2 separate regions of the Homo sapiens genome follow, and region 1 is linked to region 2. Evidence: read pairs that join two places in POLR2A ChIA-PET (ENCODE). Cell type or tissue: endothelial cell of umbilical vein. All regions are shown on one strand. Region 1 overlaps LSG1 (large 60S subunit nuclear export GTPase 1). Region 2 overlaps XXYLT1 (xyloside xylosyltransferase 1).

What was found. ChIA-PET counts read pairs that join two places held together with the same protein. Peaks named below come from ENCODE experiments on the same cell type or tissue, not always from the same donor. Only the 100,000 strongest peaks of a DNase experiment are listed, where the experiment ranks them.
Region 1: POLR2A ChIA-PET joins it to region 2 with 6 read pairs; 2 of 35 experiments call an interaction of 5 or more read pairs at or near these places.

Annotation. Positions count from the first base shown.
Region 1 is chr3:194,645,455-194,647,954 of GRCh38, forward strand. LSG1 (large 60S subunit nuclear export GTPase 1) reads right to left here. Exons shown (of 14, transcript NM_018385.3): 12 at 710-789. It overlaps TMEM44-AS2 (TMEM44 antisense RNA 2), which reads left to right. Exons shown (of 2, transcript NR_186047.1): 2 at 1-1,975. Among named protein-coding and RNA genes, the nearest start is that of TMEM44, 13 kb to the left of the region's middle. In endothelial cell of umbilical vein, no CTCF peak of the experiment used is centred here; no DNase peak of the experiment used is centred here.
Region 2 is chr3:195,181,999-195,184,498 of GRCh38, forward strand. The region is part of intron 2 of XXYLT1 (xyloside xylosyltransferase 1); the gene reads right to left. Among named protein-coding and RNA genes, the nearest start is that of XXYLT1-AS2, 35 kb to the left of the region's middle. RefSeq lists an enhancer at 2,240-2,500. In endothelial cell of umbilical vein, no CTCF peak of the experiment used is centred here; DNase peaks (open chromatin) are centred at 613 and 1,283; H3K27ac peaks cover 2,345 bases.

The sequences.
Region 1 (2,500 bases), 540 kb before region 2:
TACTGGGGGCTCATTATGTGCCAGGCATTGAGCTTAGTGCTACACACACACACACACACACACACACACACACACAGACAGACACACACACACACACACACACACACACACACACAGACAGACACACACACACACACACACACACACACACACACACACACACACACAGAGTTTTCATTTATTTCCCATAATAATCTCATGAGATAGGCCCTGTTCATCTCCATTTTACTATGGGGAAACCCCCAAATAGCATGTTCTCATTTGAAAAGGAGAAATAGTAATCTCACAGACTTGTTACATATTTGTACTGAGAAGACGCACGTAAAACAGAACTATTTCTAGCAGGGTTAGCTTTCAAGAAATGTTAGCTGTTATCGTTACTAGGCAAATATAGAGATAGGCATATAAACAGCTATACTACAAAGAAGACTGTGACAATAGTTGCAATCATAACAAGCAAAGGGCTGTAGGAGACAAAAAAAGCCAGATGCATATATTGGTGATTTTCACTCATAATAGGTGTTCAGAGATCTCCATCTTTTGTAATGTCTATAATCCATATAATGTTAACTACCCTACATCAAGAACACAACTCCAGTTTCAATGAAAAAATATTTCCTTTATAATCGAACAGGTTACCATTATCTAAGAACGCAGAATGTGGAAAAGACTTGTGTATTGGAGAGCATGAGAGGCAGGGTTCACTTACACTGACATAGTCCTTCAGGATGTAGCGCGCAGATCGAGGCTGGTCTGGCTGTCCATGCGCTGTCATGAATCCTCGCATGTCTGTGGAGAGAAAAGAATTTTGCAAAATCTTAGATGACAGAATATCACAACAAAGACAACTGAGGTGATGTAGCTTCTATTACTAAGCATTCTTACTCTTGGATTTTAAAAAATTAGGTATCATTGTAGAATATATATTGTTTAGCATTAAAAACACTAGATAATCCAGGAGAATATTTACTTATATCTGATATCCTAAAAATGCCACCTAGCACCACGCTATGAAAGACAAATTCGATTTCTCTCTACTCCAGTTATTTCTTCTCTTTATTTTATTTTTATTTTATTTTTTGTTGAGATGGAGTCTCGTTCTGTTGCCCAGGCTGGAGTGCAGAGGCACAATCTTGGCTCACTGCAACCTCCACCTCCCAGGTTCAAGCAATTCTGATGCCTCAGCCTCCCAAGTACCTGGGATTACAGGCGCATGCCACCACGCCTGGCTACTTTTTGTATTTTTAGTAGAGATGGGGTTTCACCACGTTGTTCAGGCTGGTCTTGAACTCCTGACCTCAGGTGATCCACCCACTTCGGCCTCCCAAAGTGCTGGGATTACAAGCGTGAGGCACTACACCCAGCCTCCTTATTTTAAACATTTATTCATGGAGGCTACCTGTAGGAGAATGCTACGCTATCAATACTACTTGCAAAACAGAAAGCAACAGAGAAGTTTTCTTACTGAATGATGTACCTACATTTTTTTCCCCAGTAAGATCCCTTTAATACTAACTCAATTAGAAAAGCAGCGAAGCATGGTGGTTAAGAACACGGCTTCAGCAGACAGGCTGCGTTCAAAACTCAGTTCCCTCACATACTAGCTGTCGACTGGCTTTTCCAGTTTCGAAGAAAATAGTTAGAATCCTAATTTACACAATATACAACAATAAATTTCGTCAGATTAAAAATCTAAATGTTAAAAAAGTAAGTAAATATTACAGGAAGATAGTTTTATCTTTTTGGGAGGGAGAAGACCTTCCCAAGTAAAACACCAAACCCAGTCAAACCAAAAAGGAAAAATATAGTCTATTAAAATTGTCAACTTCTTTGGGGCCAAAGAAACCATAAATTAACATTGGAAAAAATGTGTAGCACATATAACAAAGAACTTTTACAAATCATTAAGACAGAACCATGTATAGGAAAATGTGATTCCCAGAAGAAAAATAAATGGTCACAAAACATTTGGAAAGATGCTCAACTTCACTAGTATTTAAAGAAATACAAAGTAAAATGAGAGTAATCTGGCAATATCTTTGAAAATTTACTGTCAGAGATTTTCTTCTATATGGACTTGCAGATAGTGAACTTAGAAATTGTACGTGTGGTCATTTGCTTTTACAAACTGGCTTTTTCCTTACTCTGATTTTATCAGGCAGCATTAGATGAAACATCTTAAAAGACTCACATTATTTTCAGTTGTATCGGAAGTACAATCAAACTGGAAGTTTGGTGGAAGTCCACCTTTCTGCATTTTGCAGGCTAACATCCTGCAGGGAGATCTCACCCAGGCTATTCCACTGACCAGCCACCTCACCTTGGGTCAGCTCAGGCTCTGAGTTCGGATGATTACTCTTAAAAGCAGGGGCTAGGAGGTGAGGTGATCTTTAAGGTCTTTTCTTGTTCTATGAATCTGTAATTAGAATAGTCTTACCACAAGTGTTTAGTATTTATCCTCTTTAGAGTCTCTAAGTTCAAGGTTTAAGTGTGATTCATA
Region 2 (2,500 bases):
ATGACTAAAAACTGCCATTTGTTGAGTCCTTGCCTTGTGACAGACACTGTGAAGGGCATATTTACTCATTCACTCATTGATCCAACACCCTAAAACCTAGTCATCATCTTTCCAGATACTGTGCCAGCCCCTAAACGAGGTATGTGCTCCCGGGCAAGTCATTTAACCCCTCTGTGCTGGATTCTCTCGCCTTTAAGATGGGAAACTACCATATCCGCCTTCCTACCTTATATGGTGGCAGTGCAGATCGGGAATCAGCACATGTAAAGCACTTAGAATAGTGACTAACCTCTAATAATTGCTCAGTTAATGTCAACTGTCACTGCTGCTGCTGCTGCTATTACCTGACGAGGACAACTACATAAAGCAACTTGTTTATCTACTGAAAGTAATCATAGTAGCTTTTACTATACAAGAGACTGGAAGGTAACATCTCCATCCTAAAGGTTCTAAGTCTCATTCTCCCAATAAATCAATTAGTCCTATATGCAAATGGGCAAGCCTCAGAGCCGCAGAGCCAGACTCACTAGACGAGCACAGTGTGTTACTCATGCTGCCAAAAGCTTATAAACAGCTCCGTGGAGGAGGAAACATCCTGCTTGTTTTTCATTCTCCCTCCTCCCCCACTCCCCTGAAACCTAGCAATAAGCCGAGGTCTGCTTTCCCCATCAAGAGTGTAGATCTTAATACAAAAAGTCACTGACGAAAGGAAGGAAATTAATAAAAAGAACAAAAGACCTTACATTTTTCATCCCTTTATGTGAAATCTATTTTTTCTCTCAACAATAAAAACAACTGCCTCCCTATAAACGGTAAGGATTAAAACGTTTAGCATGGGGCTGCCAAAACAACTCCCTGAACCCCAAAAAATTACTGAGAAACTTCTAATGTGCCTGTACTAACGTATGTACCAACAATAGAAGAATTCCTAAATCTATAAAGAAGATTAACTATGTTATGATAGCTTATATCACGTTTTTACACACTTCATCTCCTTTCTTTTCTATAAAGCCTTGTGAGGTGCATGTTCTTATCCTCATTTTATAAGTCAAGAAACGGAAGCTCGGGCAGGACAAATAATTGATGAGCTCATATAATGAGAAAGCAAGAATGGGGTTCAGGTTTGGGGCTCTAAATTCATTACCCTGTTCCACTCACTGTGTGTGATGTGGTTTGGCTGTGTCCCCACCCAAATCTCACCTTGAATTGTAATCCTCATAACCCCCACGCATCGTGAGAGGGACCTGGTAAGAAGTGATTGGATCATGGGGGCAGTTTCCCCCACGCTGTTCTAGTAATAGTCAGTTCTCATGAGATCTGATGGTTTGATAAGCATCTGGCATTTCCCCTACTGGCCCTCAGTCCCTCCTGACCCCTGGGAAGAAGGTGCCTGCCTCTCCTTTGTCTTCTGCCATGATTGTAAGTTTCCTAAACAATGTGGAACTGTGAGTCGAAACCTCTTTCATTTATAAATTACCCAGTCTCGGGTATTTCTTCGTAGCGGTGTGAGAACAGACGAATACAGTGTGTCTCCCACTGAACTCTTGGGATTCAGGCTACGATTGGTCTGTCCTTTGGGTCTCTGAAAAATTGGCTTCCATCTGTTGTGGCCAGTGCCAGAAGGTCTGGTTCTAGGAATCCAAAAAGGTTAGGTCATTTTCAGGAATCCAGGGGACTCAAGTCCCTCCAGAATGATCCAAAGCTCTGCTATGGTTGCAAACAGGAAGGGAGTGAAACTACCAAGGAGCCCAGAACCCAACTGTTACCCACCCTGGTCCCCAGGAAAGGGGCAATTTGGGACCAACTAGGACTCTACCCCTCAACAGTCCAAGACTAGAAGGGAACCAGTGTGAAGGCTGAATGGTCAGAAAAAAACTGGAAGGCCTGACACTTCCCAGGATCGAAGGGCTATGTGATCCACTTGGCTGCCCTAGACCATCTGTGAGGCATATCATTTTGAGAGAAGAACACTGCCTTAAATTCTGGAATGAAAATCTTTTGTTAGAATACAGGCTGAATTTATAATCTACAAAGGAAGAGAAAGAGAAAAGACACACAAATGGCCTAGTTTGTGCAACACTGTCCAGCACACTTAAACTCATTTAATCAGCATCATTGAGCTATGAGCAAAGACAACCATCAGAGCAAGATACACAGGTGGGCCCTGCACAAAGACCACCCGTGTAAGGCCCTGTGTCGGTCCTTTTATTAAGAGTGAGTTAATTCAGTGCAAAAGAACAATGGACAAGCTTGGCAATTGCTTCAGTTTTACAACAGACGATATCAATTTTTCACATAACTTTCCAAAATGCTAAATGTGACTGGCTTTTAGCCCAATATGTGGAGCTCTCCATACCTCAGTTGACCTCCTTTTGGATTTCAAGCTGTCAAACACCTTTAGATCATAACAAAGGGCTAACTGAACGGCATGATCTTTAAACCGAAAACATGATTAAACCTTTGCCTTTAAACTGAAACCATGATTAAAATCCCAACTCAC